Linked DNA regions of Mus musculus: regions 2 and 3 are each linked to region 1. The links are chromatin loops, found by intact Hi-C in ENCODE. Cell type or tissue: heart. All regions are shown on one strand. Each heading gives the region's core, and the rest is flanking DNA. Links, peaks and the distances in the headings are about the cores only.

Region 1 (7,476 bases), core at 1,808-4,307:
TTGAACTCACAGAGACCAGCCTGCCTCTGCTTTATCCCAAATCCTGGGATTAAAGGTGTAGAAACATCATGCAAAGATCTTTTCTTTTTTTGAAACAGCCTTATGTGCCTCCAGGCTGGCCTTGGTGACACTAAGTAGTTTTGAGTGCTGGAATGGTAGATATTATATGTTAAGGACTAGGTACAATATTAAGGCCTAGGTAACTGTCACCTGGCCAGCCTGCCATTATAAGGAAACTTGCTCATGTTTCTACTGTTACTAGGAAACTTTCTAATGCCAGGATTGGTTATGTATTCTGTTTTGTTCTGTGCCCTGGGAAACCAATCTAAATAGAAATGCTTTGCATGGTTACTCACAGCAAGTTTGGGTCTGAAGTGACCATCCAACAATACTTTCTGCACCTGACTATAAGCTTTTATGGGATTTGCTGTTATAAGCTGCCCCTGGGATGAACCCCAACATAAGAGATATAAGAAACTATTTAAAATAAGACCCCCCCTCCATTTTGAGTAGGGGTCAAGTAAAGTTTAAGTTCCCAAGACTTCCCTGGGAACTGACTTCCTAATTGGCAGAGAGAGACAGGTATGTGGGCAGCTGACATCCTGGTTAACAAGTTAAGATATGAATTTTAGTCAAAACAAGTCCCATCCTGGTAGACAAGTTAAGACATGAATTTTAGACAAAGGCAAGTTCCCTGCAGCCGTTGAATACCCTAACCAATGGGAGCAGGACAAGTGTACACAAAGACATCTTCCTAAGGAAGTTCCCCATCCCTAAATCCTGATTGGTGAAATAACATGGCACAAGATGTTTGCGGCTTGGGGCTTTACAACCCTGGAGGATCTTAACTTGGAGTCATGGTTTGTCTCCTGAGCCTGACTCAATAAGTCTTGGGATGTGGCATTCAGTAAACCATCCCTAGTAGACCAAGATCAGTGTCTGAGTGGCTTGTGTGGCAATTCCTAGACCCCCAACAGGTATGTGCCACCATACACATATCACACACAGAGTCAGATTTCTTGATTCACAAAGTAAGTGCTCATTCCTAAACAAAACAAAAAAGGAACTGGGCTGGAGAGATGCTTCCGTGACTAAGCTCACATGTTGCTCTTGCAGAGGACCCAAGTTTATTTCCCAACACACGTCAGGTAGTTTACAACCACCCATAAATCCAGGTCCAGGTGAACCTGAGGCTTCTGTCTTCATTGGAAGCCTATACCCAAGTGCACATACCCTACACAGACACACAAATACATACTTAAAAATAAATAGGCCACACACAGTAGTGCATGCTGTTAGTCCCAGCACTTGGGAAACAAAGTCAGGTGGATCTTTGTGAGTTTGAGGCCAGCCTAGTTTACATACAAAGTTCCAGGTTAGTCAGGGCTACATAGTGAAACCCTGTCTCAAAACAAACCATAAAAATCTTTAAGTCATGGAGGGAAGAAATGTAGATGTGTCCTCTGGTCTTTCTTCAGAACTGGAGAGAAAGGGACTTGGGGCCCCTGAAAGCTGAGTGCACCCACCTTTCAATGTGCCTGCTAGAACTGGTATGCCAGCTGGGTACTGCCATTTCTCCTGTGTTAGAGTCCAAACTGGCCTGGCCAGCCAGGGCTGAAGATCTGAACTTCCTTTGATGGCAAGAAAGGCAAGCAGGAAGAAACAGAAAGTAGGGTTTTTTTGTTTTGTTTTGTTTTGTTTTGTTTTTGTTTTTTTGTTTTGCCCCCTCCAGTTCCACTCCATCCCATAGAGCTCTGGAGCCCTGGGGACCAAGCTGAACAGGGATGAGAGCCAGGAGGCCCAAGTCTCAATGTGAGAGGGGAAAGGATAAAGGAAGAGGGACAGTAAATGCCAAGGACTCATTTCAAGAGTAAAAGACTGGGAGGTTTGAGGTCATGGAGCAGATGCTGACTTAGTCAGGAGCAGAATCTACTCGGCGAATGCGCCCACCCCTTCGCCTTTACTTCTCTCACATTTGTCATTGTCACTGGACGTGTGGAGGGAGGAAGGTGATAGCCCAGCCCCATCTAGATCTCTTCCTTGGAAATCACTGCTGAATAATTTCTTGGCATTTTGGCTAAGATCAAGGTCAGAAGATGCTAAATGCAATTCCCACAGTCTTACTCTGTGCCAGACGTGGCCCAAGTGACTCAGATGAGCTGACCCAGTTAGCATCACATCTAGGGCAGGCGATGGTGCTGTTACTGTCTCTGTCTCCCAAAGAACCAAGACACAGAGATTCAGTTCCCATCAATTCCACATAGCTTGTACCCAGAGGAGCACGGTTTGAAGCTGGGCGGCTTGGCTGCAGAAACCCTGTGCTTTTCCCTGGTTCGCTGGTTCTGCCTTATGGCCTGCCTTTCAGCCCAGGGACCGGGTCCCACCTCAGCTCCAGGCTTCGTCTCCCTTCTCTAGCTTTATCTTTGTAAGGATACTTCTCACAATTCTCACAGCTGTGTTTCCTCACACCGTGCCTTTAATAACTCAACTTGTGACATTCTCACAGACTCATACATCCATTGGGTCTAAGACAGGGGGGAAGCAGGATAGGATAGGGGGTTTCCACAGGGAAATGTAAATAAATAAAATATCCAATTAGAGAGAGAGAGAGAGAGAGAGAGAGAGAGAGAGAGAGAGAGAGAGAGAGAGAAAGTAAACAAGGTGGGGTTGTGGAGTCATCACCCTGATAGCAAAACCTCTTCATTGGAGCTGTCGCCTTCTGCCCTCTAGTGGCAATCAGAGGAGCAGCCGAGAACAACAGCCAGGAGTGGTTTCCTGACCTCGTGCAAGGAGTTTTGAGGGACAGAGATTTTTTTTCCTTCTACCAGTCTTGCAGTGAAGGCCAGCCAGGGAGGCGTGATAGCATCCACCACACACATTGCATACACTACTTGTGGACAGGATTCATTTCCGTAGTCTTGCCAGGCTGCATCAATGGTATCACCAGCAGAAAGAACTGGAGAACCAGGCTCTTTTTCCCCACACATGCCTGAAGGACTGCCAGTTCTCTAGGACTCCCAGAAGCAGCATGGGGTGCTGGGAGCCATAATCAGATGCACTCTACTCTACTCCATGACAAATATATACCATACTTCTAATAGGTGACCTCCTGGATAGTGCCCACCTCCTAAGAGCAAGTTCTCCTGGTGATGCTCCATGCAGTGACCAAGTTTATTGTTTGGTATCCTGTGCAAACTTACCGGAGCACAGTCCCAGAAGGGGAGAAAGAGCAAACTAGGAGAGTTTTGACCACTGTATGGTGCACACAGGTGATCTGTGATCATTTGTCCAAGTGACCCAGTGTACCAGGCCCCACCCCTGTCCCTGTCACATGATAGGACTGTACATTGAGGGGCTTTCTAGGGAAATGGTCCTAGATCATTATTCAAGCGCTGTCTTCTAATGTGCCAGGCCCAACAGAACTATGTGCAGGGGTGATGTGGTAGCTTCAAAAGGAATGCCCCCACAGGTTTATATATTTAAACGTGCACTCCCCAGTTGGTGGAAATATTTGGGAAGGATTAGGGGTGTGGCCTCATTGGAGGAGGTGTGTCATTGGGGGGTGGGCTTTGAGGTTTAAAAAGCCCATACCATTCCTAGTTAGCTTTCCCTGCCTCAAGATGTAAGCTCTCAGCTACTGCTCCAGAGCCATGCCTGACTGCCTCTTGCATTGCTCCCTGCCATGGTGGTCATGGATTCACCCTCTGAAACAATAGGCCCTCCAATAAACTCTTCCTTCTATAAGCTGCCACAGGGTGTCTTATCACCGAAGAAGAAAAGTAACTAAGACAAGTGCACAGGATTTGAGGGGGAGTGGCAAGAACCCCAAAGGGGAGGATCAGACCCTAACATGCTGTTAAAGGAAAGTTCTAGAGACTGAGAGATCTCTGAAATGAAAGGGCTTGTGAGACCATTACAGCCCAAAGCCAGGGAGACAGGACCAGTGCTGGGAAGTTTTCCCTCAGGCACTAGCTGTAGAACTAGCTGTCAGTTAGAAACACCTGTCTGTGTTCTCGGTGGTGTTAGAGTCACAGCCTGGGCTCTCTCCAGCCTCTCTAATTAGCCAGACTTGACCATTGTCCTGAGTCTGCCAACTGAAGAGATAAGTGGTAGTGAGAAGCAGAGAAAGGAGACTCATTCCGTGTGGGAGGGGAAACAAAATGGTGATGGCCACCAACCCACAAGTCCCTCTTCCAGGGGACAGACATGAGGTTTAAGTTTCAATAATAGCTAAGCAGTTCTGGAGAAAGTGGTCCACCCATCACTGAGCCTTTCACCGTCTCAGCTCTTGTGTCTCCTGCCAGACGGTCTGCCAGGCTGTCAGAGCTGTGTGAAATTTCTTTCTGGGAGACAAGCCCCTGCTCTGGCTGGCATCAGCTTCAGCCCTTGGCCTTCCAAGTGTGAGATTCTCTCAAGAAAGCTGATTTTTTTTTTGGAATTTGTTGTCTCAGTCCTCTGATGGTCAAAGTGAGAGGCAAAAGTATTTCTTGAGATCTTCTCTCTTGCTAGGATGGCTACTCCAGATGTTTGATCATGAGAACCTGAGGCTGGTGAGATGGTTCAGAGGGTAAAGACACTTGCCGCCAAGACCAGCGACCTGAGTTTGATCAATTTGATCCTTGGGACCCACATAGTGGAAGGAAGGGACAAACCCACACAAGTTGTCCTTGTCCTTTAATGTCTCCATGTGCACTTTGGCATGTGCACACATGAGCATTCTCTCTCTCTCTCTCTCTCTCTCTCTCTCTCACACACACACACACACACACACACACCTAATGTAATAAAAAACTTTTAAAGGGGGGCTGGAGAGATGGCTCAGAGGTTAAGAGCACCTGACTGCTCTTCCAAAGGTCCTGAGTTCAAATCCCAGCAACCACATGGTGGCTCACAACCATCCGTAATGAGACCTGACAGCCTCTTCTGGGGTATCTGAAGACAGCTACGGTGTACTTACATAGAATAAATAAATAAATAAATAAATAAATAAATCTTTAAAAAAAAACTTTTAAAGAAAAAAAACCCTTGAGAAACAAAGGTGAAATTGTAAGTCCTCAGATCCTTAGATAAAGGGGGGGGGGAACAAGAGGAAATCAGGCACATTTTAGGGACTAGAGGTCAGGACAATGGACAGGAGAAGGTATCACATAAGGAGATGGTACCCTAGTGGTGGTCCTCTTGGGAGTTTTGCCTGCTGCCTAAAACTGTTAGCTGGTTTCTCTTGCTCTACCTTCTGGCCTGTAACTGACTTTAGGATATTGTACATTTTTCTATTAGCAACACAGAGAGGTGGGGAGGGAGGGAGGAAGAAAGAGAGGAAGAAGAAAAGGAAGAGGAAGAGGGAGAGGCACACCATTGGTGGGTGTAGCCTGGCTGGCTGGCGCAGGCATAGAGCACTCCTCTTGAGGAAGCCTCCTCAGTCAGGCTGGCAGAGTTGTTCCCCTTCATTCTCCTTTATTCAAGCAGCTCCAGACATTGCCCTGACAGGAAGGAACTCAAGGCAAGAAGAAAAGGGTTGGACCCTTTCTCATGAGGAGAAAGAAGAGGGGGTGTTGAGCGGAATGGAGGATGGGGACCCTGCTCGTCTGCCTTCTAGTGCTGCCCAGAGTCACAGGACAGACTGCAGACAACGTGAGGCCTGTGAGGACATCCTGCCCTGTCCTAAGTACGTGGGCCAGTATCGACCCACTGGGGCTGTGCAGAAAAGCTCCATGCTGTGGATCCCGCATGTTCCAGGACTGCTTGGTGTTCTCGACCCCTCCTGACCAGCACACATCACCCTCTTACAATGATGGTATTCTCGTAAACCCATTCTACAGCAAAAGAAGCTGAAGCACAGAGAAAGTGGGTATGGTGACCCACCGCAGTCTCCTAGGAAACCAGACTCTCAGTGCTAAAACTATGAAAGTCATCAGCAAACTGGACAAGGTGGCTACCCTAGCCCCTAGTCTTCCTCCCACTGTCCTCATCTTCTTCTTTCTTTTTTTATTTTTATGTTGTTTCTTTGACATGCTCTTGTACCCCAGGCTGGCCTCAAATTCACTATATAACTGTTTGTGGTGAATTCCTGATCCTCCAGCTTCCTGTATGCTGGGATCACAGGAGTGTACCACCAGGCACAGTTATATTCTTTTTTTTTCTTAAAAATGTTTTTTTTTAAGGATTTATTTATTTATAGCTGGCAAGATGGCTTAGCGGGTAAGAGCACTGACTGCTCTTCCAAAGGTCCTGAGTTCAAATCCCAGCAACCACATGGTGGCTCACAACCACCCGTAATGAGATCTGATGCCCTCTTCTGGTGCACCTGAAGTCATCTACTTATGTATAATAAATCTTTGGGCCAGAACAAGCTGGGACTGTGACCAGAATGACTGGGCCAACGAGAGTGAGCAGAGGTCCTAAAAAATTCAATTCCCAACAACCACACGAAGGCTCACAACCATCTGGACAGCTACAGTATACTCACATACATAAAATAAATAAGTAATTAAAAAGAGAATTTATTTATGCTATACTCCTAAGTATTTTGTCTTCATGTATATGTGTGCACCACATGAGTGCCTGTGGAGGTCAGAAGAGAGCATTGGATTACATGGAAATGGAGTTACAGACAGCTGTAAGCTACCAAGCAGGTACTGCGAACTGAACCCAGGTCATCTGAAAGAACAGCAAGTGCTTTTAACAACTGAATCTCTCCAGAACCTCTCCTCTTCTTCTTTCTCCCCTCCTCCTCCCTCTCCTCCTCTCCCTCCTCTTCTTCTTCCTCCTCCTTCTCTTCCTCTTTCCCTCTTCTTCCTCCCCTCCTCCTCCTCCTCCTCCCCCTCTTCCTCTTCTCCTCCTCATCTCCCTCCCCTGGCTGGCCTCTAACTCACTTTGTAGGTAGATCAAGCTGGCTTTGAACTCACAGAGATCCTCCTGCCTATGACTCCTGGGTGCTGGGATGAGAAGTGTGTGTCACCATGCCTGGTCCAGTCACATTAATAACCACTGAAATAAATACAGTAATACAGTGTCTTGGAATGCCCTCTCTTCAAATACTACACACACACACACACACACACACACACACACACACACACACACACACACACTTCTTTCTGGCATCGTCTTCCACATGTACACATACCACCATCTCTCTGCAACTCCTCAAAGGAAACACACTCCTCCCTCAGCACAGAACGTCCTGCCCACACATCATTCAGCCAGGTGCACACGTGTGTGATGCGAGGGATCAGAATCAGGCAGTCATGGAAAAGGGAGCAAGCGTGTTGCTGGGGTGTTGGGCCTGAATACCCTCCTTCCTTCCTTTCTAAGAAAGCATCTCTTATTGGCTTCAGCAGTGTGTCCTCCATTAAAGCAACATGCAAGGCCAAGCCAGGTAGTGTACACCTGTAACCACAGCATTTGAGCACAGAGATCAGAGTGCCATTACAAGTGTGGAGCCTTGATTCGGCTACATAGGTTCAAGTGTCAGGG
Region 2 (7,476 bases), core at 3,242-5,741, 140 kb after region 1:
TGATAGATAACTCTTAAAAAACAAAAAACAAACAAACAAAAACAAACAAACAAACAAAAAAAACCCGCCAGGTAGTGGTGGTACACGCCTTAATCCCAGCACTCAGGAGGCAGAGGCAGGCAGATTTCTGAGTTCAAGGCCAGCCTGGTCTACAGAGTAAGTTCCAGGACAGCCAGGGTTATACAGAGAACTCCCCCAAATAGCCCCCCACAACTAAAATACCAATAAAAATATTTTAAAGATGGGATGCCAACATTGCTCAATGTATAAAGGCAATTTTTACCAAACCTATCTGAGTTCAATCCCTGGTACTAACATTGTCAAAAGAGTCTGCATATTGTCTTCTGACCTCTGCACATGTGCCCCCACACATGCACATGTGCACATGCACACACAGAGGCATACAGGCAGGCAGACAGACAGACAATGTGTTGCTAACTTCTATGGACCCTCCAGCTATATAAATAAGAGACTGTTACATATTCTAAAAGCTTAGGCATTTAACTTTGGGCTACCTCCCAGCTCCTCTAGCCTGATTAATTCTGCCTACATCCCACCATGACCTGGTCTATTCTCTTCTTGTGATAGAGATCAACCACACTTGCTGAATCCTTTCTTCTTATCTTTTTCCCATCATGCCTTTCTCCCACCTTTCACTTCCTGCCTAGGGTTGGCTATCAGATTTTTATTAAAGCTAATCAGAGAATGCCTTTGGCAGGTGAAGAAGGACAGAGAAACAAAAGAATCTCCCAAGATCTCCCCCTTTTAGTACAATAAAAGGCTCATTCTCTAACAACAATAAACTATGTAGAATAAGAACTATTATGAGAACTATTAGGTAAGAATGACATTCACAATGTCCAGTCAACATGTATTTGTGAACCTTGCTGGAAATACTGTATTATCTATTCTATCTTGGCAAGTCTGAAGTTGTATACCTAAATTGCTTTCTATCATTAACTTGCATTGCATTTATCAACCTAAAAACATCATTTTAGACCTTATAACATTTTCTTAAATTCTAAACAACTTAAGCATAATGTCTGACTATAACTGTGTAGTCTTGGACCCCATTAGAGATCTGAGAAATATAAATATTACCTGATTAAACAGGAAGTACAGAGAAGCAGCTTCCAAACTATAGAAATGACAGAGACTGCTGGCTGCCTGGTCAGCCACCCAAACTTCTTCTGTAACATTTGAGCATCCATCTTTGGCCTGTTGGTTCAGAATATCTGACAGACTATTCTAAATCAGGAATTATGAAGACTGGCCTACCTTGTCTTGGCAAAGTTCTGCAGTCATCTTCCTGTGTGTCTTTCTTGGTCAAGTTTTGGACAGTATGCTGTTAAGGCAAGGGCAGTTTTTGTCCAGTGTCTAGCTTTGCCACATTTCAAGCAAATTCCATGCAGAGGTTCTTGGATGCTCATCATCTTCTTTGAAGTATTATTGCGTTGCTGCCAAGAGCAGACTTGACTTGTCTCATTGTCACAAAAAGCCTTTTATTAATAAAAAACCCATAAGTGCCACATTCTACAGATCTCTGAAGTGTCTAAATACCATCTATCTAAGGTATATCTGAATAGGCAGACATTGCTTGTTTCAAGCTATTTACTATCTGTGTAACTTTGAAAACATCTACAGGAGGCTAAATAAAACTTATTTCTGTAATTAAAAAACTAGCATTCAGGGCTAGGAAGCAGGAGTGGATGGGTGGGGCGCAGGGGGAGAGGGGAGGGTATAGGGGATTTTCGGAGAGGAAACTAGGAAAGGGGATAGCATTTGAAGTGTAAATAGAGAAAATATCTAATAAAAGAAAAATAATTTGAAATTAAAAAAAAACTAGTATTCATAATGACCACAAGTTTGATTGACTACTAACTTGCATTTCTTAATTATCCTAAACAGTTTGTAATAGTAGGTTTTAAGGCCTAGAACTTTACATCACATTTTAAAATGAGTTGCAATGGTACAATACCTTAAACAGGAGTCAAAACATACAGTACATGAAATATATGTAATGAAATAGAACCTTAAATTTCTACCAATATATACAACTCTAAGCCAATCTAAATATTTAGCTTGTTGATGCTCTTTATTTCAAAAGTTGATTCAATAATCTACCCTTTTGTCCTATTATTCCTATATCTCCCCCCTTTTTTTCCATCCCCTCTTCCCCCCCTTCCCCCTAACACTAGGTAGGAGAGAAAAAAGGATAAAGAGAAAAAGAGGAGATCCTTGAATCTAACCTCCTATACTTGGTTTCCTTCCTGATCACGACCATTTACAACTTGTGATCAACCCCCCTTTAATGATGACAAACTTCCATCACCCATGAAATGACCATAAAACCACCCACCCCACCTTTTGGGAGTGAGGCTATCATTCTCTTAAATTGCCTCCAGCTGTCTGGGGTGAGGGCATCCTCTGGGGGCCCTAAGAAAATTGAGATATGGGCCAAGTTCTGGGAAAGCTAGCTTTATCATTTGCTGTCAATCCCTATGTGATGGGAAAGTGCAGAGCATAACTGAAGCTCTGGCTGGAACAATCCTCGAGACTGGACCAATTGAGCTAGCTGTCTGCTGCCAAGCGTGTACCTAAAGCCTTATGGGGGGTTCCCTATGATCTGTTGACTGAGGGAGAGAAGTCTAGGACCTGGCTTACTGGCAGTCCTGAACATTATACCTGCACCACCAAGAAGTGGACAGCTGCAGCATTACAACTCCTTTCTGGATTGTAGTTCATTCCAGAGTCCATATAGACCCATTAAACGTTGTGCTTCTTTCTGGATGGTGGGAGGATCCAGGTACAGTAACTTACCTTTCACCTTGGAAGGAATATCTCTGCTTGCTCCACACCACTGGACTCCTAAAAATTTCACCGAGGAGGATGGTTCTTTAATTTTTATTTTTTTTAATTTGTAATTTCTTGTTTTTTTGTTTGTTTGTTTGTTTTTTTTGTTTTGTTTTTTTTTGTTTTTTGTTTTTTTTTTCAAGACAGGGTTTCTCTGTGTAGCCCTGGCTGTCCTGGAACTCACTCTAGACCAGGCTGGCCTCGAACTCAGAAATCCACCTGCCTCTGCCTCCCAGGTGCTGGGATTAAAGGCAGTTCACCACTGTCCTGCAGTCCTTTAATTTTTTTGAACTAGCTTATATTGGCATAACTGAGTCAATTTAAAAAGATAGAACATTGAAGAAAACAGTTAAAAAAATTTTAGCCCAATCTTTTTCATGGGTAAAATCAATCAGGATTATAGATGTTCACCACTCAGGTAGTTTATTTTTTGAATTCTGAAATGATATAAAAATTTTTCAATATTAGTCTTTTGACTTAAACTTTTTTTTTAGAATTATTTATTTATTTTATGTATATGAGTACACTGTAGCTGTCTTCAGACACACCAGAAGCAGTCATCAGATCCCATTACAGATGGTTGTGAGCCACCATGTGGTTGCTGGAAATTGAACTCAGGACCTCTGGAAGAGCAGCTAGTGCTCTTAACAGCTGAGCCATCAATCAGTTCAGCCCTTAACTTTTATTCCTTTCTAATTTCCCATTTTATTATTCTATCTATTTTGTGTTGTTTGAGACAGGGATGTGTAGCTTTGGTTGTCCTGGAACATCTTCTGTAGACCAGGCTGGCTTCTTTCCCAGATTTCTGCCTGCATCTTGCCTGTCAAGTGCTGAGATTAAAGGCCTGTACCAACACTGCACGGTGTAATTTCCCATTTAAGAGGTGGGAGATAAGGGCTGGAGAGATGGCTCAGTGGTTAGGAGCACTGACTGCTATTCTGAAGCTCACGAGTTCAAATCCCAGCAACTACATGGTGACTCACAACCATTCCTAATCTGGGGTGCCTGAAGACAGCTACAACGTACTTGGGTGTGGAGGCACACACTTATAATTCCAACAGTTGGAAGGCAGAAGCAGGTGGGATCTATGTGAGTTCAAAGTTCCAGACCTTTTCTTTAAAAAGGGGGCGATGGGAGTGAGCAGTAAAAGCGAGAATATGTTAATAAGTGAATGTTACGTTGTGATACTGAGGGAATAGTAATCAGAGAAGGCTTCATGGAAGAGAAGAGGGATGGTTTGCAGGTTCTAAAATCTTGAGTGATGTTACCCAGACCGCTGCAGGTGTAGGACCAGCCATAGCTGGCGATCGCCCCCTTCTGGCAGAGGGCGGCCTTGTCCCCCGACAGCGTCTCTGGAGAACGCGGAGCCTGAGGCACGCAGGCGCAGTGAGCGGACGAGGGCTTTAGGCGAAGATGCGCATGCGTGTAGTCCCATGGAGGCGGTAGCTGCTTCATCGCGGTGACTGGAGGCCGAGTGCTAAACTGTGTGGGGCACGGATGGGATCCAGCTGTTAGTCGGTAGGCATAGGTAGGGCCGCTGCCTTGCGGGGAGCCGGGGACTGGAAGGCAGAGGTCCTTAGCGCAGGCCCCGAGCGGTCCCTGCCAGGTCGCGGTCGACTATTGTATGTGTCGCAGCCGCTGCGTACAAGATGGCGGCGGCGGGGCGGGTGGAGCTGAGGGACCCCGGGTGGGCCTCGGCCGTGGCCTGTTTCCCCTCGCCACTCGCCGACCGCGCCGTCGCGCCGCAGTGCCCGTGGGCGCAGCCGCCGGATGCTGCTGCTCTGAGGAGGAGCGGGCGGCGCCCTCGGGGAGTCCGGCTGCCCCTTCCCCAGCGCCGCGGGTCTGCCGCTCCCCAGGCCTGACAGCTAGCGGGAAGACCGCCGCGTGCCCGAGCGCCTTTCGGAGCCCCGCGGGCCGCGTGCGCCCTTAGTCGGGCTGGAAGAGCTTCCTTGCAGGGGGCTGGGAGCGGGGTGTGCGGGCTGTTGTGGGCCAAGCGCCCCAGTGAGCACCGAAGCCGAGATTGTCGGCCCTGGGATGTCGTCGAAAATGGCGGTGACACTTCCACATTCTTAGAGGAGTCGTGAACACTGATGTGGGGATACATGCTTGTGTTGGTGTGGTTCCTAGCTTGGGGAAGAGCGGAGAGGTCTGTACACCGACTCTCATCCCCGAGGATGTGCCAGACGTCCTTTGTTGTTTGAAGTAATTGCCTATGAGGGAGTCTCAGTATTACAAAATCTTTGAGCTTGACAGTGATTGTAGCCTCGAGCTATTTAATATTAAAATTACCCTTTGGCAGTTTGGGAATTCTGGAAGGCGCACTCAATGTGAAAAGTTCTGAAGAAAAGCTTCTTACCAGGATCCACCCGACCATGTGGAGTCAATCTTTCCTAACCAGTTTGGAAATTGTTCACTCTCACATAAAATTCTCCCTCTCTTCATTTTGTGTATGATGGGTTAACTTGTTTTTCAGGGGAGTTGTGTTTACTGCTTAATTTTAGAAATTTAAAATGACAGACTGGAAAAAGATTACAAGAAAAATTAATGTAAAGCTGTTAACACAGAAAAATAAAGTTGTTTATTACATTTTTTCAAAATGTTATTAATGATTATACACTTAAGATTTAGTGGGCTCAAGCTGCTTTACAAATTTTGACTTTTATATTTCCATATTCTGTAATGTGTACTTTCATATTTGTAGAATCCAAAATGTAATATACTAAAATATGCTAGACCATTCCCCGCCTTATCATTTGTGTAGGAACCAATGGGTAAAGATAAAACAGTTGAAAGAAATTACAAAAATCTCCTTCATTTGTTTTGATTAGCTGGTTTTCAAATGTGTTCATGACACATACATAACCTTGTACATTGAATACGTTGTAGTTTTCTGCATTTGTTATGGAATGTGCTTTTTACCATAAATTCTAGTTCTAAAAAAGGTTGTCTCAGTCATCATTTTCTGGGTGTTGTAAGAGTGTTTTAAGATCTCTGAGACTTTGGTTTTTATGTAATAAATAAAAATGAGGAGTCTAATGGGCAGAGAATAGGTTTTGGAACCAAAAGTTATGGATTCAAATCCTTTTTGCTCTTATTATGTGTGAGACTTTAGTTGTTTTAGTCTTTCTGAACTTTTGTTTTCTTTTTTTTTTTTTTTTTTTTTTTAAAGATTTTTTATTTATTATTATAGTAAGTACACTGTAGCTATCTTCAGACACACCAGAAGAGGGAGTCAGATCTTGTTACAGATGGTTGTGAGCCACCATGTGGTTGCTGGGATTTGAACTCTGGACCTTCGGAAGAGCAGTCGGGTGCTCTTACCCACTGAGCCATCTCACCAGCCTCCGAACTTTTGTTTTCTTATTTGTAAACTTGCACTACTTGTTTGCCCTTTCTTTTAGTACACTGAGATCCAGTATGGAATGCTCCTATCCCTCATCATATAGATGTTTCTTTTTCTTTTTTCTTTTCTTTTTTTTTTTTTGAGACAGGGTTTCTCTGTATATCCCTGGCTGTCCTGGAACTCACTTTTTAGACCAGGTTGGCCTTGAACTCAGAAATCCGCCTGCCTTTGCCTCCCAAGTGCTGGGATTAAAGGCGTGCGCCACCTTGCCCGACTCATAGAGATGTTTCTTAATTATTTATATCAGATTTTATTTGTTTCAAAATTAACGTGACTAGGTACCATCTTCTGATAGAAAATTGTAGCCTATGGATACTTCCTCTTAACTAAAAACTGGAATCTAGATTAATAGAATTGAAAACTATCAAACTTGAAAATATTTTGCATCTATAAATTTCATATATGACTTTTATTGCACTTACCAGAATTTAGTGTAATAGTTTGTTGACTATTTATACAATATTGCTAGGTAGCACAGACTAGCCTAGAACTCATTGTGTTAGTTCAGGGTGACCTTGGAATTTGGAGGTAGAGGTAGTATACAATAACTCCCAAGTGTTAGGATTTCAGGCATGACCCCTTTTTTGTGGCAATTAAATAATTGTTAGTTTTTGTGTCTGAGTAACTGGTATGTATTGGATGCCCCAATTGAATATATGAACACAATCAATAGATGCAAGAGCCTACGTGGAATTTCATGCTTAATTCACTGTCCCTTGCCATTGATGTTTCGAATAAGTCTGTTCAGTTTCTTAATGAAATGCTATAATGTACTAAGAAACAGTGCTGTTTGACAGTCTGAGCTGTTTTTTCAAGGAACTAATGACTATTGAAATGTGATAGTTAATAGATTAGCAAATAAAATATTTGCTGTGACTAAAGTTAATAAGCTCTCATATCTAACCTTTTATTGTTCTAACTTTGTTCCATTATTTGTGGTTGAAAATAAAAATGGGAGGAAAATATATAGGAAGTCAGAAGAGAATAGTGGAAATAATCATGAGAGAAGGTAAAGTATAGAATTATACTCAGCCACATTGTTTCTATGAGAAACAAGAATAATACGTTTTGGATTGACAAGGATAGGGAACATAGTGATATCTCCAAGGGTACATATGTGAGCTTAGTGATTACTTGGGATGTAATTATTTCGATGATTTCTCAAGTCTTTCGAAATCAAACTGTGCTCAATTTGTACCAGTCCTGAATTGTCTTTATAT
Region 3 (7,476 bases), core at 3,242-5,741, 450 kb before region 1:
ACAAAACAAAACAAAACAAAACAAACAAACAAAAAACAAAACAAAAGGAGTGCATACTGCTCTTGCTGAGGACTGGAATTCAGGTTCTATTTAGCACCCACATGAGCAGCTCACAACTGCCCGGAGGAAGGGACTTCAGCTCAAGGGGCATCCAACCCCTAGAGCCTCTGCAGGCACCTAACTCCTGCACGTACATAATTTAAAATAATAAGATAAAATCACACACACACACACACACACACACACACACACACACACACACACAGCATTAGGCTTCAAAAAGCACTTTGGTATTTGCCTTCCTATAAGGAGGCCAGGTTTTTGGATGGCTGGTTTCATTTTCCTTCACTTTCCCCCTGGCTTATTCCAGCCTCATCAGGCTGGCCTTTTTCTTTTTTTCAGTTCTCCTTTCAGTAGCAACATAGAAAACCCCTGCTTGCTTCAAAGCTGTTGCATGTGGGCTTGGCTCTGAGCAGTGCCCATCACCCACATCCTGCACTGGACTATCTCAACTTCTGAGGGCTTAGCTTCATTGACACTTACATTTTCCAGTTTTTGTTCTGCTTTGTTTGTTTGTTTGTATGATTGTTCGTTTTTAAGATAGGGCCTTAATAATGTAGCTCTTGCTGTGCCTGCTTCTTCAATACTGGGGTAAAAGTTGTGTGTGTTATCATGCCTAGCCTGGTTCTGGTTTTATATGTACACACACACACACATGCACACACGCACACACACATATATATATGTACATATATATATATATATATGTATATACATACACACACACATATATATATATATTTGGGTATGTCATCACGTGTATCTGGAAGTCAGAGGATAGCTTGTAGGAGTCATTTCTCTCCTTCCACTTGGGTCCTGGAGATCAATTGCAGGCTGTTAAGCTTGGCAGTAAATGTCAGAAATTTGCCTGTCACTCTCTTTTGTTTTGTTTTGTTTTTGAGACAGGGTTTCTCTATGTAGCCCTGGCTATCCTGGAACTCACTCTATAGACCAGGATGGCCTCAAACTCAGAAATCCACCTGCCTCTGCCTCCCAAGTGCTGGGATTAAAGGCATGTGCCACCACTGCTCGGCTGCATGCCACTCTTACACAAGGCCCAGACTAAATCTCTGTAATGTTCCAATTCTAGTGTATGTGCTGCCAAAGTGAGTATTCAGTCTATTTGTTATCTCTCCTGTCAATCTCCCAATGATCTTCATCAGTTTTGTGCTTTTCCTCATCATAGTGCCATGGTTTGAAATTACTGAGGGCTCAGGGAGTATCTCAACCAGGAAGTGCTTGCCTAACATGCATGAAGCCCTGGGCTCTGTTCCCATCTTTGCATAAAACCTTGCAGGCCTGAAGTCCTAACACTTGAGAGGTGTAGGCAGGAGGATCAGAAATTCAAGGACATCCTCAGGTACCTACTAAGCCCGTGTTATGGGGTTTTTTTTTTTTTTTTTTTTTTTTTTTGAGATAGAATCTCATTATATAACCTGCTGGCCTTAAACTCACAGAGATCTGCTTGTCTCTCTGCCTCCAAGTGCTGAGATTAAAAGCATGAGCCACTCTGCCCGTGCTTTACACGGCAAACTAGAGATCAGCCCAGGTTACAGGAGATCTGCCTAAAGGAAAGACACACCTACATACCTACCTTGTGTAACCCACTGTAAGCCCCAGAAGGAAAGAGGCCTTGTTTTGTCTATAGCTCTGACCAGGGACTTTAAGTCATTTTCAGAATAAAACTTCCATATGCCAGGAGCAGGTTTTTGTTTCTGACACACTGAGATTTCTCTTTCACAGTCCTCAACCTGAGACACGGAACAGGAACAGCTCAGAGCTTCTAATGTCTTTCTTCCCTCACCTGTGAGGGGGATCCGCTGTCTGGGAAAGGCAGGACCTGAAGTGTCCGCAGCAAGGGGAAGAGGCTCTGTGTGCGAGAAGGTAGGGACAAGCTGGAGTTCTGCAGATGAGGGTGTAGGATGCTTACACAGAATAAAAAGTCACGGTGGCCAATTTTGCCTAAGGAAGCTCAAAAGGGGAACTGAAGGAAGATTGGGGGTGGGGGAGGGGAGCAGCCCAGAAGAGGGGGGAACAAGAAGGCCCTCTGAGCTGCCGCTTACCTTCTGTTTCCCACATCTGCTATAACCAGATCGTATGACGCTATCTCTTGATCCTGCTGAGCCAGAGTGAGCAAAGCACCCCAGTGTGTGTTTGGCTGCTGTCTGTTCTGGTGGAGACCAAATTGCCCTGCCCCTTACTCACTGGGAAACCTTATCTTTGACTCCTTAGAGGATTGTATTGATATCCTCTTTAAATATTGACCAAAGATTTACACCTTAATCCCTAAGGCTTTCTCTCCCTAAAGCTGGACATATGGAGAAGTGTCTTTAATAAGTTTTTTCCTCATAGATTTAATAATTCTACAATTTTAAGAATCATTTCATTAAAAGATGGAAAAAAGCCCCAAACAAACAACAAACCTGGAGTTCATTTAGTCTGCTTTTTTTTTTTTTTTTTTTTTTTTTTTCTGAAACAGGGTTTCTCTGTGTAGCCCTGGCTGTCCTGGAACTCACTTTGTAGACCAGGCTGGCCTCGAACTCAGAAATCTGCCTGTCTCTGCCTCCCGAGTGCTGGGATTAAAGGCGTGCACCACCACACCCAGCATTTTTTTCCTTTTTAAAAGAAGATTTTTTTTTATTTTATAAGTGTTTTGCCAGCTTACATGCATGTGACATGCATGTATGCCTGATGCCCGTGGAGGTCAGAAGAGAGTGTTAGATGCTCTGGAAATGAAGTTACAGATAGTTACAGACAGTGTGCATGCTGGACCCTGAACTCAGGTACTATACTATACAGGTATTAAGTGCTCTTAATCAAGCCTCTCACATCATATTTTTATAGTTATATACATATATATATATATGTGTGTGTATACATATAATGTCATATATGTATACACACATATACATATATATATATATATACATACACACACATACATACACACACACATATAATTTTTGAGAGTCTTTCTATGTAGTCATGGCTGTCCTAGAACATGCTATGCAGACCAAGCTGGCCATGAACTCACAAAGACCCATCTGCCTCTACCTCCCAGTGCTGGGATTAAAGAAGCTGTGTATCATCATGCTTGTCCTGACTTGATATAAACATAAGGACACAGACTCAAACCTTAATAATATGTTATTTAAAAATATACTTATGAAAAAAATAAACAAATAAAAGGACAAGAGGCAGAGGCAGGAAGATATCTGTTAGTTCGAGGCCAGCCTGATCTACAAAACAAGTTCCAGGACAGCAGGACTACATAGAGACCCTGTCTCAAAAAACCAGGAAAACAAACAAACAAAAAAAACCAACAAAAAACAAAACCAAAAACAAACAAACAAAAGATTCAAAAAATATATCAAGGCACATACTCTAAATCACATACAAATTTACAGAAGTTAGTGAAAAAAAGGAAAGAAAGAAAAGAAAAAGCTTACTGAATAATCCTGATAACCTAGGCTGCCCCCCCCCCCATCAAGGTAGAAAAGGAGAACCAGCTACTACTACATACCACACTAATAAATACAAATGTATAAAAGGTGGTTTAAAAAGTTAATAGAAGGAGGCAGGTGGTAGCTCAAGCCTGTAATTCCCGCACCTGGGAAGCAGACGCAGGACGGTCAGGAGGTCAGGGTCATCCTTGGCGACATAGTAAACTTTAAACCAGCCTGGGCAGCCTGGAACACCTGAGATCCTGTCTCAACCAAGGAACAACACGCAAACAAACAGGAACCCAAAAGTTGATAAAATAAAATTGATGACATTAATGTGACAGGTGGCATTCAAATGGTTTTAAACCACCGGCAAAATACTGGATCTTTGCCACTGCGCATCTGCAGTTTCATTTATTTCCACAGGTTTTTTTTCTCCCCCCTCTTTTCTTCATTCTACCATAGTGTCACCTGGTGTCAACATATCCTCCCACACGGAACATGCACATGGACATTCATAGCAGCGTTACAGTGTGTGTGTAGAAACCTCCCAGGTGTCCATCAACAGGCGAGGTGGCCAGAATAGCATTCCTTTAGGAGAAGACATCAAGTTTTTCTAAATAGCGAAACAGTCACCAAGTAGCGCTGGCAGACGTCCCTCGGCCACGGAACAGTTGACAGCGGCGCCTAGTTGGCCCCATTTCCCTCCCGTGCCCACAGAATACTGATTGGCTGAGCTCAGGAAGGGGCAGGGTGAAGCTCAGCGGGACGGGAAGAAGCCCGGTCTCGCGAGATCCTCTTGGTTCCGCATTTTGGCTCGCGGAGCTGTGGGAGGCAGCGCGGAGGAGCCCGCGGTCGGTGCTTGGTCGCGGCGGCTGGAACTCGGTACCAAACCCGGGCCGTGAAGCTTCGGCAGCCCTGTAGAGCCGCGGACCGTCCTCTGCCTCCCGGTGCCCGCGGCGGCGCCGAGTCTGACGGGGCGGGGGCCACGGCCCCTCGGGCTAGCGAGGATGAGCTTCCTCTTGTGAGTGGGCCGGGCCGGGCCGGGGCGGGGCGGGTGTCGGTCGGCAGGGCCGGGCCGAGGGGCCAAGCGGAGGGCGGAGCCCGACCTAGGGCTGCTCCGGGCCTGCCGCCCCGGGATCGGCTAGCGCAGGAAAATGTGCAGTGCCTCGGTGACCAGACCAGGCTGAGAAAGAAAGGCGCAGGTTCTCAGTGGCTTCCCACAGGTTTGCATTTGGGAAGAGGGCATTGCTCCTTCCAATGTGACTTTTCTCTTAGCCCAGGCGGGGCTTGAACCTGGACTCCTCCTGCCTCTGCTTTCCCAAGGAGCCAGGATACAGCCTCGGCCACTAGGACAGGCCTCCTTTAAATGTGGGGGTTTTGTTTTGAGAAATGGTCTTGCTATGTAGCCCAGGCTGGCCTCGAGCCCTCTTAGATGTTGGGATTAAAGGTGGGTGCTTTCATCTCGGCCCACATGTGAATTTTTTTTAAGGTTTTTATTTTTTTTGAGAACTTAATAGATGCGTATTTTCATTTCTAACTCCTCCAGTGCCCTCTCATCTCCCATTCAAATTCATGTTCTCTTATCTATATTCTATATTACGTCTATACAACATACATACGTAATGGATCCAGTTAGTGTCGTCTGTATGTACTTGGGTGTAGAGCTGACTATTTCATTATGAGTCTATTTGAGCTTGTCCCTGAAAAACCTGACTCTTCTTGTGGACTGTCCATAGCTCTTCAGCCAGGTGAGGTAAATGGAAGTTTTTATTTATAACTTAAACCGATGGACAGTTTTTCCCACTCTTTGGCTATTCTGAATAACGCTGCTGTGAGCAGCTGGTTATAGGTTTTTGGGTATGTGTGTGTGATGGTATCTCCTGGGTCTTAGTGAGGTTTTTGCATGTTAGCCTTTGAGGCACTGCCAAGCCTTCTAAAGCCTGCACTGCATTTAACATCCCATTCTCATTGTATTGAGTTTTCAGAATTCTTCAGTTCACACCTGCCTGGTAATTACCACTGATAGATCTGAGGGTGAAGTGGAATTTATTGATTTACATTCTCCCAATGACCAGCAATGTTAAGCATCGTTTGTGTGTGTGTGTGTGTGTGTGTGTGTGTGTCTGTGTCTGTATTTTGTGTTTTCAGACTATTTGTGGATAGAGTTTATTGAGATCCTTTTCCTATTTTAAAATCAGATTGTTCTTTATTTTGTTAGCATCTGTTAATTGTACAAATTAATGGGTTTCACTGTGACATTTCCACGTGTGTATATGGTGCAGTGGTTGTGTCCGTCTGACTTTTTGGTTTCAGTTGTAAGAATTCTTTATGTATTTTGGATATGAGTGTCTCATTACATCTGTGACTTCTTCCATCCTCAGCGTTATTTTAACTGTTTTGATGGCATCATTAGAAGAATGTAAGTGTATTTTTCAAAGATTTATTTAGTTATTTAGTTTTTTTTTTTTTTTTTTTTTTTTTTTTTTGCTTGTTTGGTTTTTTTTTTTTTTTGAGATAGGGTTTCACAATGTAGCTCTGGCTGTCCTGGAGCTAACTATGTAAACCAGGCTGACCTCCCAGAGATCTGCCTCGCTCTCCCTCCAGAGTGCTGGGATTAAAGATGTATACCAGTATACCCAGTTTAGGATTTACTTTCATTTTATGAGTATGAGTGTTTTGCTTGTATGTATGTATGTATGTATGTATACCATGTACATCCAGTACCCACGGATGCCAGAAGAGGGCATCAAATCCCATGGGACTGGAGTTGTGGATGGTTGTGAGCCACCATGTGGGTGCTGGGAGCTGTATACCCCAGTCCTCTGCAAGAACAGCAAGTGTTCTTAACTACTGAGCCATCTCTTCAGCCCTTGAAGCACAAACCTCAATTTATCATATGAAGATCTTATTGAATCTTAAGAAATCATTTAATGTTAATTTTCCATATTCAGTTTCCTGTTATTCAGTTTCCTGTCTCCATGTGTTCCTGGGGTGATCCTTCTAATGTATATAGTTCTTTATAAAGTATGATATTTAGTCTAGTACTTTCATAATTTTTTACTTTTTACACTATTTAAAATTTACTTTCACAGGTAAGGTGTAAGTCCACGAGTCTGTTCCCTTCCCCTTTTAGATGTTGTCACAATTCTGATATGTCTTATTTTAATGCTTTTTCTGTTTTGTTGTTGTTTGTGCTTTCTATGGGTTACCAAAATAGACTTTGCTCTAATTTGGTTCTGTAATGTGTTCAGCTATGCTTTGACTATATATACCACATTACCTATTTTTACTGCACAGCATCCCATGATGTGGATATACACTCCATATCTACGAGTGCATGGAAGGAGTAGATTTGCATTGTTAAGATGTTGCTATAACAAGCACTAGAATCTACAGTGTGTCCTCCCCCACACGAACTGCTTGGTTAAATGCTCTGGTAGATGGGGATAATAGATTGTCCTATGCAACAACTTGTGTGTTGCTCCTGCACTAACACTTTTAAATTTTTACTTGTTTGTTTCATATATGTAGATCTGTGAGTGTGGAGTAGGCACACACTGTGTGATGCTGTGTCCTGATACACAGAGCATCATAGAAGAGGGCATTGGGGGCCTCCTATCACTTTTTGCCTCTTCTTTAAGGCAAGGTATCTTTTTGAACTTGAAACTCCTTTTTTATCCCCACTAGGCTGGAAGCCAGCAAGTTCCAGAGATCCTCCTTGTCTTAGTGTTGTGCTGCTGTGAAGAGACACAAGAACAGGGCAACTCTTACAAAGGAAAACATTTAATTTGGGCTTGCTTACAGTTTCAGAGGTTTAGTTCATTGGCATCATGGTGGGGAGCATGGCAGCATACCTGCTGACATGGTGCTGGAGAAGTAACTGGGAGTAACTGCAGGAAGAGACAGACAGACTGGTACTGGGCTTTTGAAGCCCCAAACCCAGCCCCAGTTACACACTTCCTCCAACAAG

The links. Hi-C counts contacts between places; a loop is a spot of excess contacts. Peaks named below come from ENCODE experiments on the same cell type or tissue, not always from the same donor. Only the 100,000 strongest peaks of a DNase experiment are listed, where the experiment ranks them.
Region 2: a loop joins it to region 1, with 3 times the contacts of the local background. A loop is called at or near these places in 2 of 42 quality-filtered maps.
Region 3: a loop joins it to region 1, with 2.1 times the contacts of the local background. A loop is called at or near these places in 2 of 42 quality-filtered maps.

Annotation. Positions count from the first base shown.
Region 1 is chr6:83,776,479-83,783,954 of GRCm38, forward strand. The region is part of intron 1 of Gm52907 (predicted gene, 52907); the gene reads left to right. Among named protein-coding and RNA genes, the nearest start is that of Gm52907, 4.3 kb to the left of the region's middle. In heart, for the core only: a CTCF peak has its summit at 2,750 (motif pointing left); a DNase peak (open chromatin) is centred at 2,733.
Region 2 is chr6:83,910,109-83,917,584 of GRCm38, forward strand. It overlaps Zfp638 (zinc finger protein 638), which reads left to right and starts at 4,245. Exons shown (of 27, transcript NM_001355286.1): 1 at 4,245-4,371. In heart, for the core only: no CTCF peak of the experiment used is centred there; a DNase peak (open chromatin) is centred at 4,233; H3K4me3 peaks cover 1,842 bases; H3K27ac peaks cover 1,236 bases.
Region 3 is chr6:83,321,741-83,329,216 of GRCm38, forward strand. Mob1a (MOB kinase activator 1A) reads left to right here and starts at 4,299. Exons shown (of 6, transcript NM_145571.2): 1 at 4,299-4,527. The coding sequence starts at 4,514. It also overlaps a transcript of Mthfd2 not described here. In heart, for the core only: no CTCF peak of the experiment used is centred there; DNase peaks (open chromatin) are centred at 4,271 and 4,531; H3K4me3 peaks cover 2,260 bases; H3K27ac peaks cover 1,539 bases.